3 separate regions of the Homo sapiens genome follow, and all the other regions are linked to region 2. A link is a contact called in ENCODE Hi-C or POLR2A ChIA-PET data. All regions are on one chromosome and are shown on one strand. Each heading gives the region's core, a stretch centred on a gene start or an enhancer-like site at or near the end of the contact. The rest is flanking DNA. Distances are from core to core; before and after follow the strand shown.

Evidence for each region. A loop is a pair of places that touch in the nucleus more often than their neighbours do. ChIA-PET counts read pairs that join two places held with the same protein, here RNA polymerase II (POLR2A). Pooled maps may share reads with other maps.
Region 1: a pooled map shows a loop between it and region 2 (4-fold over the local background). The contact joins the promoter of MRGPRX4 here to the promoter of TSG101 in region 2. A Hi-C loop is called at or near these places in 4 of 50 pooled maps. POLR2A ChIA-PET finds 5 or more read pairs at or near these places in 2 of 52 experiments (MCF 10A and SK-N-SH).
Region 3: a loop to region 2 is called in a pooled map, with 4 times the contacts of the local background. The contact joins the promoter of SAA1 here to the promoter of TSG101 in region 2. A Hi-C loop is called at or near these places in 3 of 50 pooled maps. POLR2A ChIA-PET finds 5 or more read pairs at or near these places in 2 of 52 experiments (Panc1 and WTC11).

Annotation. Positions count from the first base shown.
Region 1 is chr11:18,170,720-18,174,228 of GRCh38, forward strand. It overlaps MRGPRX4 (MAS related GPR family member X4), which reads left to right and starts at 2,118. Exons shown (of 1, transcript NM_054032.3): 1 at 2,118-3,509. The coding sequence starts at 2,538. The coding sequence ends at 3,506.
Region 2 is chr11:18,524,811-18,528,789 of GRCh38, forward strand. TSG101 (tumor susceptibility 101) reads right to left here and starts at 2,132. Exons shown (of 10, transcript NM_006292.4): 1 at 1,965-2,132. The coding sequence starts at 2,006. RefSeq lists an enhancer at 2,292-2,401.
Region 3 is chr11:18,264,548-18,268,225 of GRCh38, forward strand. SAA1 (serum amyloid A1) reads left to right here and starts at 1,717. Exons shown (of 4, transcript NM_199161.5): 1 at 1,717-1,749; 2 at 2,337-2,431. The coding sequence starts at 2,341. It also overlaps the pseudogene RNA5SP334.

The DNA.
Region 1 (3,509 bases), core at 868-3,367, 350 kb before region 2:
TCAGAATTCCAAAAATTGGGGCTCCCAGTCCCTAGAGAGTTGCCCTCATCTTTGTGATCTTGCATGGTTTCCAGCTACATCAGCATTCCAGCCTTATGGAAAAGGACGAGGGGAAGGAGAGGCTTTACTCCTTCTATTGATCCTGTGAGCAAGGAATTGCTTACATCACTTTGTGATTCTTCCACTTAACAGCACCTGGTCATACAATGTCATCCAGCATCAAGGAAAACTGGGATGTGGGTCTTTGTGCTGCTTTTATACTCTCAGAATTGTTATGTGACCGAAGAGGAAAATGAATATTGGGGCAATCTAGCAGTCTCTTCAGCCCTGATTGTCTCTGACTCTGTGCTCACATCAAGATTTTTCAGGAACTCCTCAGAAATAATGAATGATGGGGCAGAGAACAGAACTGGAGCCTCATGCAGGGTTCCAGGGACCAGGGGCTGGTATTAGACTTGCTCTTCGTGTTGTGAACTCAGGAAAACCCTTTAATTCTCTATGCCTTGGCTTCATCTTATGTTATATGAGGATAATACCATAGATGGTCTTTAAGGAACACAGGCTAAATGTTGGTGATACTACAGGGAAAATGACAGGTATGACTTAGTCCTTATGGAGCTTTGGTTTTCATGAGGAAGACAAACATATCATACCATAAATATAGATAGAGAAACTCTTTAGTGCCCTGAGTGTGGATAACAGAGGCTCTCCTTTTCCTCCCATTTCCTTTCTGGGCCAATCAGGGCTGTGGCACCTTGCCCCTCTAAGAGAGCTCATGATGGATGCATTCACTCCTGATGCTTCTCTGTACTCCCAGCAAAGGGTGCATCTTCTGTCCACCAGGAGGCCTCCTGCCCCTGTGCATCCTCAGGATTCCAGAGCAAATGTGACCTCTGATAGGCAAAAAGGAACTCCTGAATTTATTCCTAAATGGCATTCACTCACCTCTATTTTGTTCCCTCTTTGATTTGCCTCTCCTTCTCTATGTGGAGTTTGCTTAGGTCAGTTTTTTTTTCAATCCACAATTTTGGCTGCCAACTTGGATTTAACTTGAGAATCACTCCTCTGCTTTACTCCCTGTAACATATATAATCGACACAGGGTGGTGCTGGGTATAAAGGGCTGCTCCAAGACTGGATTGTGAGTCAGACCTGCCGGACTCAAATTCATACTATGTAATACATAACCCCTGGGACAAATAATTCCCTTTCGTTGTGCTCCAATTGCATTATCTGCCATATGGGAATAATACCAATTCTTACCTCCTAGGCTCTTCGGGTGATTAAAAGAGACAATACCTTACAAACTCTCAATCAGCTGCTGTTATTCTCCCAGATTAGACCTAATCCTCATTCTCCAGTTGAAATCTGCATGAATCTCTCTCTTTACACTCCAAGCCCTACACATCGCCTATTTCCCCTCATGGACGCCTCTCATACAAATGTTTGCATCAACAAAGAAATGCTACCAAAGATCTCCTGAAAGAGAGAACCAAAAAGTTTACATTGTGTATACCCAGCAGAACACTTAGTAGTCCCCCATAGATATTTCCACACTTCAATTACCTCCGTCAGTTACACTCAGACCTCATCTTCACTTACTCTTTCCTCTGTTCTATTGCTGAGTAATTCAGCTCAGACCCACACCCTACCCAAACACTGTGTACAAAAATGCTTCTAGGTGTTCAGCAAAGCCACACTGAGTCTTCATTTCAAAGGCACATCAGTGGTCAATTTCAAGTTTTGGGCACACATCAAGAATTCTTCTCAACACAGATACAGCTTTCCACAAATAGAATTCTGATGAATTAAATTTTCTTCATCCAGTTATACGTGTGTGTTCTAATACCTTACATTGTGCTTTCATCTTTATTTTCCATTTCATCCAAATCTACCAGTACCATTAGTCTCATGCATGCATTCATTCATTGAATGAATGTATATGAAAAGCACAGTGTGCTGCTCATGGAAATAGGCACTGGGAGTATAAAATGTAAAATGTAGTCCTGTCTGCAATGACTGACACACTGAGTTATTTCTCACCCACCAGGCCCAGCCATTTTCACACTTATCCTAGCAAAGGTCACATTTTCCTCTAGTTCATAATGCATGGTCTTCCTTCCTGTCCATGGATGACCAGTCCTAGTCACGAGTGTGTCACAACCACCTCTTTGTGTATCTGAATTCCTCCACCTGAAAGAAAATTTCAGACCCAGGATAGATTAATCATCGGGTCCAAAGCCCTGGCCGGATGAGTGGGGGTGTTTTGATCCTAATGTTATTCCCATGTCAGCACAGAACTTGTGTGGCAGTAGAGAGATGTCAGGCTTCAGAGTCAACAAGAACTGGATTTCAAACTGGATTTGAGGACCCCCACCTTTGGTAAGTGACTTATTATCTGCGAGCCTCTGTTTCTCTCTTCTTTAAATGAGGACAGTAAATCCCATACGGCAGGGTGGTGGGGAGAATCAGAGATGATACAGCTGGTGATCACATCTGGTTTGTGTTCCCAGGGGCACCAGACTAGGGTTTCTGAGCATGGATCCAACCGTCCCAGTCTTCGGTACAAAACTGACACCAATCAACGGACGTGAGGAGACTCCTTGCTACAATCAGACCCTGAGCTTCACGGTGCTGACGTGCATCATTTCCCTTGTCGGACTGACAGGAAACGCGGTTGTGCTCTGGCTCCTGGGCTACCGCATGCGCAGGAACGCTGTCTCCATCTACATCCTCAACCTGGCCGCAGCAGACTTCCTCTTCCTCAGCTTCCAGATTATACGTTTGCCATTACGCCTCATCAATATCAGCCATCTCATCCGCAAAATCCTCGTTTCTGTGATGACCTTTCCCTACTTTACAGGCCTGAGTATGCTGAGCGCCATCAGCACCGAGCGCTGCCTGTCTGTTCTGTGGCCCATCTGGTACCGCTGCCGCCGCCCCACACACCTGTCAGCGGTCGTGTGTGTCCTGCTCTGGGGCCTGTCCCTGCTGTTTAGTATGCTGGAGTGGAGGTTCTGTGACTTCCTGTTTAGTGGTGCTGATTCTAGTTGGTGTGAAACGTCAGATTTCATCCCAGTCGCGTGGCTGATTTTTTTATGTGTGGTTCTCTGTGTTTCCAGCCTGGTCCTGCTGGTCAGGATCCTCTGTGGATCCCGGAAGATGCCGCTGACCAGGCTGTACGTGACCATCCTGCTCACAGTGCTGGTCTTCCTCCTCTGCGGCCTGCCCTTCGGCATTCTGGGGGCCCTAATTTACAGGATGCACCTGAATTTGGAAGTCTTATATTGTCATGTTTATCTGGTTTGCATGTCCCTGTCCTCTCTAAACAGTAGTGCCAACCCCATCATTTACTTCTTCGTGGGCTCCTTTAGGCAGCGTCAAAATAGGCAGAACCTGAAGCTGGTTCTCCAGAGGGCTCTGCAGGACAAGCCTGAGGTGGATAAAGGTGAAGGGCAGCTTCCTGAGGAAAGCCTGGAGCTGTCGGGAAGCAGATTGGGGCCATGAGGG
Region 2 (3,979 bases), core at 882-3,381:
CTCTAGGGAAGCTTAGGAAACTTAATTAGGGTATAAAAAATAAGCTAATATTTGAATATTCTTGCTCTTTATATGAATATACATACATTAAGGAATAAATCTTTTTTTTTTTTTTTTTGAGATGGAGTCTTGCTCAGCCACCCAGGCTGGAGTGCAGTGGCCTGATCTCGACTCACTGCAACCACCGTCTCCCAGGTTCAAGCGATTCTCCCATCTCAGCCTCCCGAGTAGGCTGGGATTACAGGCACCCGCCATCATGCCCGGCTAATTTTTGTATTTTAGGAGACGGGGTTTCACCATGTTGATCAGGCTGGTCTTGAACTCGTGACCTCAGGTGATCCACCCGCCTTGGCCTCCCAAAGTGCTAGGATTACAGGCGTAAGCCACTGCGCCCAGCCCAAGGACTAAATCTTAATGACTATGCTATCAATTTAAAGATCAAAAATGTCATGGAGGCCAGGTGTGGTGGCTCACGCCTGTATTCCCATCATTTTGGGAAGCCAAAGCGGTGGATCACTGAGGTCTGGAGTTTAAGACCAGCCTGGCCAACATGGTGAAATCCCGTCTCTACTAAAAATACAACAATCAGCTGTGTGAAGTGGTGGGCACCTGTAATCCCCAGCTACTTGGGAGGCTAAGGCAGGAGAATCGCTTGAACCTGGGAGGCGGAGATTGCAGTGAGCCAAGATCGTGCCACTGCACTCCAGCCTGGGTGACAGAGCAAGACTCTAAAAAAAAAAAAAAAAAAAAAAGAGTCATGGAACAGATACTCTTCAGTTACATACTATGTAAAACAATATACCGTTTTTTTCAAAAAGTGATATATAAAAGTTACAACATGGATCTTTACCTGGGTCACAATCTTCTATGGCTTCCCATATGTCTTCTATAACTAAGGATAACAAGTTTATCAAAACAAAACCAAGAAGCCTAAAATATACGATTACACAACCAATATATGCTTTATTTTGAAAGCTGTCATTTTCTCCTTAGAGATTATTTGGTCTTCAATCAAGAACTATGGGGGCGATTTAACTGGAAAAAGTCTGTTTTTAAAAAAGTTTTACACATAATAGTGTGTTTTATTAAAAATTGAAACCGCTTAAACCGCTGATTGCTACCATTCTTGCTTTGACAAAACTATCCCAAGCTAACACGTTGAACTGGTCAAGACTCAACTCTCAATCATTTTACATAGTTTTGGAAAATTACAACAAAACATAACAAAAGCCATTCCACTCTGGTGTGAGGTGCCACGTTTGAAGTAATTATATAAATAAATCATGGCTTTAAAATACAAAATGCTTAACTGCTTTTTTAAAAATTGAAAAAAAAAACACTAGTCTTGAGCCGTGAAGATCATAAATTAAGCTCAAAGCAAATAAATACGCGTTATAAGAAGCATACACTTAAAAGTAGTTACTCTTAGAAAATCCCTGAAATGGTAATGGTATGTATTTCACCTGGGGCAGTAAGGGACTGGTATTTTCGCTTCTTTTCTGGAGAATACAAAACTGAAAAGGCCACACTCTCTGCGGGTCGGCAAAAGAAAGGCTAAGACTGGAGGATCCCTAGATTGGGACAGGAGTAGAGGATTGCCTCAGATCTACAACTAAGTATGATCCCTTGTTTGTGTTTATAAAAACAAACGAAAAACTACACTGCCCCACAGACAGCTCCAAACTCAGTGGAAGAGAGGAGGGCGGGTGGGCGGCAGGTGTCAGGTAGCCTCCGCTCCACGCCTTTGTTGACTGTCGCCGTCCCCCACCCTCCCAGCTCCCGTACGGGGATTCCCGCACCAGGCGACAGGCGCCTCGGGGCGGGGTTCTGAGGAGGTCGCTAAGGACTGCACCGGGGCTTCCGGCCCGTCTGGGAAGCTTGCTTGGCTGGGCCGGGACGGACTCGACAGGGCGCGGAAGGGAGCGGTGGGCGCGCCCTGGGAGGCGAGCGCGTCGCAGCCTCACCTTGGACACCATTTTCTTGAGCTGGCTCTCCGACACCGCCATGACGGCCGCCTGGCGACTCCCTTCCCCGCAGGCAGAGGGTCAGCCGCTGCTGGGCTGCCCCAGACCGTCCCACACAATCGCACACCCCCAACCCGGCCTCAAACAACAGGAAGTCGGCACCACTACACCACTTCCGCTTCCACTACGTCACTTCCGGGCCGCCGTCCTGCGGGCAAGGGTGGACACCGTGTGGGATTGAGAGGGGCCTGGTGGGGTGGGTTCCAACCAACCCGCCCCTCGAGTGCCGGAATCAGCAGGACGAATCGGGTCCCAAAGATGTGGGCAAGACTGTTCCGAGGGTCGAAACTCTGGTTCAGGATAAGATTAGCAGGTATTTCACAGAGTCGACTTAAGGAAGCTAGTGCCGGAGAGGGAAGAAGTACGAAGGGCTTGCCAGTGAGCCTTAATGACTGATTGATCAAGTGGGAGGGCACTGCACTGGCGGTCAGAGAACTGTTCTGTCACTGACTTGCTCTTGTGATAATGGTAGGCTAGTGCATTTCTAGCTCAGGCGCAAATTTCTCCCGACTCTAAAGTCATACACTTGCCTTAGATGATGCCCAGTGGTCCTCTAATTAATGATTTTTTTTAAGCTTAAAGACCTTCATACTATACGTTGGCAAGGGTAAAGTGTAGAGCCTTTGTTTCACAAGAAGCCAGATAGTAATTTCTTCTCCAGGAAATCATTCCGTAAGTCAGAATTTCTCCTCTGTACCCACCCATAAATGATAATACAGGCCGTATTTTACCTGGTGCTGTATTTGTGTACCTGTCCGCTGTCAAAATCCAAGCCCTTGAAGGCAGGCTTCCTTCAGATCTTCATTGCCTTGCACAATGCAAGGGTAGGTACTTCCATCTTAATTGAATTTTTACTTCCCATAAAAATTCTTCATGGTGACTTACATTAGTCATCATTACACATCACCGTCAGTTTTGTAAGCACAGTGTCATTCAAGGTATTGTAAAATTTTGAGTTTGATGATGTGTGACAGTTTCAATTATTTTAGTACAGCCCTAATGAGAACAAGGCCGTAGTATTGATTCCCTTCAAAGTTGGCGTCTAAGTGAAGGTCACATTCACAAGGAGGGCCTAACTGAAAGCATGTGGAAGCATCATTATAAACTGTTGCTAACACGCACAAATAAAGGCTATTAATAGGTATTGTTTTTCTTTTTCTTTTTCTTTTTTTTTTTTTTTTGAGTCACTCTCACTCCATCGCCCAGGCTGGAGTGCAGTAGCACCATCTCGGCTCACTGCAACCTCCGCCTCTGTTTTTCAGCTCCTTAGTTAAGCATACAGCTCCAGTCAAACCAAACTAGAGGTCTGTCTGTCCTTCCATTTTACTTGCTGTTTTATGTCTTTTAAAAGCAAGAAGGTTTTCAAACTGTTCTTAAAGCCACGGCTTAACCAGGAGTCCCTTTAATTAGAGCAACTGTACCTTTGTGAGTTGGAGGAATGCCAGGTAATATATATTATTTATATATTTTATAAATGCAACATTTATAAATATTAAAATAAATTTTACATATATATATATATATATATATATATATATATATATTTTTTTTTTTTTTTTTTTTTTTTTTTTTTGAGACAGAGTTTTGCTCTTGCTTCCCAGGCTGGAGTGCGATAGTGTGATCTTGGCTCACTGCAACCTCTGCCTCCCGGGTTCAAGCGATTCTCCTGCCTAAGCCTCCCGAGTAGCTGGGATTACAGGTGCCCACCACCACACCCAGCTAATTTTTTGTATTTTTAGTAGAGACAGGATTTCACTATGTTGGCCAGGCTGGTCTGGAACTCTTGACCTCAGGTGATCCACCCGCCTCAGCCTGCCAGAATGTTGGGATTACAGGCGTAAGCCACTGCGCCCAGCCCATTTATATATTTTTGTTGCCCAGGTCATGGTGCAGTGATGTGAACATGGCCCACTGCAGCCTCGACCTCCCTGGCTCAAGTGATCCTCCTGCCTCAG
Region 3 (3,678 bases), core at 467-2,966, 260 kb before region 2:
CATATTGGCAAACAACTGCAGTCCCAGCTACTTGGGAGGTTGAGATGCAAGGATCACTTAAACCTGGGAGGCTGAGGCTGCAGTGAGCCATGATTGCACCACTGCACTCCAGCTCAGGCAACAGAGCAAGACCCTGTCTTGAGAGGAGAGGAGAAGAGAGGAGGGGAGGGGAGGGCAGGGGAGGGGAGGGGAGGGGAAGGGAGAGGGGAGGGGAGAGGGGAGGAGAGAGGGGAGGGGAGGGGAGGGGAGGGGAGGGGAGGAGAGGAGGATCAGGTGAGGAGTATGCCAAGGAGTGTTTTTAAGACTTACTGTTTTCTCTTTCCCAACAAGATTGTCATTTCCTTTAAAAAGTAGTTATCCTGAGGCCTATATTCATAGCATTCTGAAAGAAAGAAAAGAAAAGAGGAAAGAAAGAGAGAGGAAGGAAGGAAGGAGAAAGAGAGAGGAAGGAAGGAGAAAGAGAGAGGAAGGAAGGGAGGAAGAGAAGAAGGGAGGAAGAAAAGAAGGAAGGAAGGAGGGAGGGAGGGAAGGGAGGGAGGGAAAGAGGAAGAAAGGAGGGAAAGAAGGAAGGAAGAGAGAGAGGAAGGAAGGAGGAAGAGAGAAGAAGGAAGGAGGAAGACAGAGAGGGAGTAAGGAAGGAAGGAAGGAGAAAGAGAGAGGAAGGAAGAAATGAAGGAAGGAAGGAAAGAAAGAAAAAATAAAAGAGTGAAAACGGACTGGAGAAGAAGAAACCACAGTTGCTGCTATATCCACCAGCCTCTCTGCATGTCCTGGCCTCAGCCCTGCTGGGCTCTGGTACTGACCACTTCCTTCCTTCCTAATTTCCTAATTGACTAGGCCAGCTGAGCAGGGCTTTTCTGTGCTGAGGAGGTAAATCTCTGGATATCTAGACTGAGGGGTGGAAGGAGCCTTCCAGGGCACACATGAGACATGGCAGGGGTAGGCTGCTAGTTTTATTTTGTTTTCTTTTAGACACAGGGTCTTGCTCTGTTAACCAGGCTGGAGTGCAGTGGCGTGATTATAGCTCACTGCAGCCTTGACCTCCTGGGTCTCCCACAATCCTTCCGCTTCAGCCTCTTGAGTAGCTGGGACTGCAGGTGCACACTACCACACCCGGTCCATTTATTTTTATATTTCGTAGAGACAAGATCTTACAGTTTTGCACAGAGTGATCTTAAACTCTTGACCCCAAGTGATCCTCCTGCCTTGGCCTCCAAAAGCATTGGGATTATAGGAGTGAGCCACTGTGCTGGACCTAGTCTGTCAGCTTTGAAGCTTTAGATATGAACTCAGAGGGACTTCATTTCAGAGGCATCTGCCATGTGGCCCAGCAGAGCCCATCCTGAGGAAATGACTGGTAGAGTCAGGAGCTGGCTTCAAAGCTGCCCTCACTTCACACCTTCCAGCAGCCCAGGTGCCGCCATCACGGGGCTCCCACTCTCAACTCCGCAGCCTCAGCCCCCTCAATGCTGAGGAGCAGAGCTGGTCTCCTGCCCTGACAGCTGCCAGGCACATCTTGTTCCCTCAGGTTGCACAACTGGGATAAATGACCCGGGATGAAGAAACCACTGGCATCCAGGAACTTGTCTTAGACCGTTTTGTAGGGGAAATGACCTGCAGGGACTTTCCCCAGGGACCACATCCAGCTTTTCTTCGCTCCCAAGAAACCAGCAGGGAAGGCTCAGTATAAATAGCAGCCACCGCTCCCTGGCAGGCAGGGACCCGCAGCTCAGCTACAGCACAGATCAGGTGAGGAGCACACCAAGGAGTGATTTTTAAAACTTACTCTGTTTTCTCTTTCCCAACAAGATTATCATTTCCTTTAAAAAAAATAGTTATCCTGGGGCATACAGCCATACCATTCTGAAGGTGTCTTATCTCCTCTGATCTAGAGAGGTAAGCAGGGTCGGGCCTGGTAGTACTTGGATGGGAGAACACCTGGGAATACCAGGTGCTAAAGGCTTTAAGAATAAAAAATAATGATCCTGCTTTGTGTTTATCCCATGTTGAGTTCTGTGCGGGGCAGAGGGAACACACGGTAAATGCGTTATGGGGAATTATAGGCTACTTGAGGGAGTGACAGTCTGGTGGTAACTCCTGCCTTCCTCCATCAGTGCCACGTTGGCATCCTCTTATGCAGTCAGGCTTCAGGGCTGATGGGTTCAGAACCGAGGGCTTCTGGCTCTGAGTGAGGTCCTGCTGCAAGGTTTCCTAGATGAGCCACTGAGACTCTAATAAGATCCAGTGGAAATAACCAGGCTCTCGTCGGAATATAAGTCCCAAGGGAAGCTGTGCCAGTCTTGTGGGCGACTGCCTGACTTCTCCTTTCATTTCAGCACCATGAAGCTTCTCACGGGCCTGGTTTTCTGCTCCTTGGTCCTGGGTGTCAGCAGCCGAAGCTTCTTTTCGTTCCTTGGCGAGGCTTTTGATGGTAAGGCTTCAGAAGGTTTGCAGGATTTCTGAAGAGAAACATCACCCTGGACCTGATAAACTGGGGAAAATGATGCTTTCGGAAGGCTGCTTTTGAACCACAGAGTTGCTAGTGTCTGCGTTGCTGAGGCCTGCCAGGAACTAGGGTTTGCTGGGTTGCCTGTCTCGAGTCTTTCAGAGCTGCTGGGAATATCCCCTTTCCCCGTAGTGCAGCTTCTCAGGATGTGTTAAGTGGATGGATCACATTTCAGAAGCCGCTGCAAGGTGTATCAAAAACACATCTCCTGAGCCGTAAGGGACGGGGCATCCAGTAACAACGCACACGGGGTATTTTTGGGCTTCCTTAAGATTTGAGCCGCTGCCTTAGGTTGTGCTGCCCAATGTGCCTGGGGAGCTGCTAAACAGATTAGAGAGTCGAGGATTGTTGTCAGTTACTCAGAGAAAGAACAATCATCCTTTCCAGGAGCACCTGAGCTGTTTGTTTTGCGTAGAAGATGCAAAATAAGGCCTGCAATGGGTATAAAATGTCCCTCAGCATAAATCGCATAGGAGTATGACTAAGGCTGTTGACTCTTCTGTCTTCTTTCTCCTTCCTCCTTCGATTTCCTAGTTGGATAATGTACAGGGCTCTTTAGCCTCGCTCTGTCAGGGGCTCCCTTCCTGGTTTGTTCTGTTTCCATTCTTCCTTCTCCAGCCTTCTTGACAAGAGCTGGGAACTAACGTGCCTCAAGCCCCCACAAGGACCACAGCATTTTCTCATTTAGTTTCAGAATGACTCTGTGACGCAATCTTCCTCTCTTGGAAGGTGAGAAAGCTGATCTTGGAAGGTGAGAAAGCTGAGACTTAGAGCAGCTGAAGCCAATGCCCAGGGACTTACTGCCAGTCAGCAGGTGGCAGGGCAGAGGTTTGAGCCCGGCTGTGCTTGAGGTCAGGGCTCTTGCCAGGTAGACGCATCACTGACCACCTCCTAGAGGTTGATGGTTATGAATCTCAGGCACACCTTGGCATCACCTGAAATACCCATGCCTTCAACTCCCCAGCAGAGTCTGCAGAAACTGGCCTGGGGTGTGGCCTGGGCACTGGGACTTTCAGTTTCTCTCTGGGTGATTAGAAAGTGCAGCCAAGGCTCACGCCTGTAATTCCAGCACTTTGGGAGGCCAAGGTGGATGAATCACTTGAGGTCATGAGTTCCGGAGCAGCCTGGCCAACATGGTGAAACCCCGTCTCTACTAAAAATACTAAAATGTA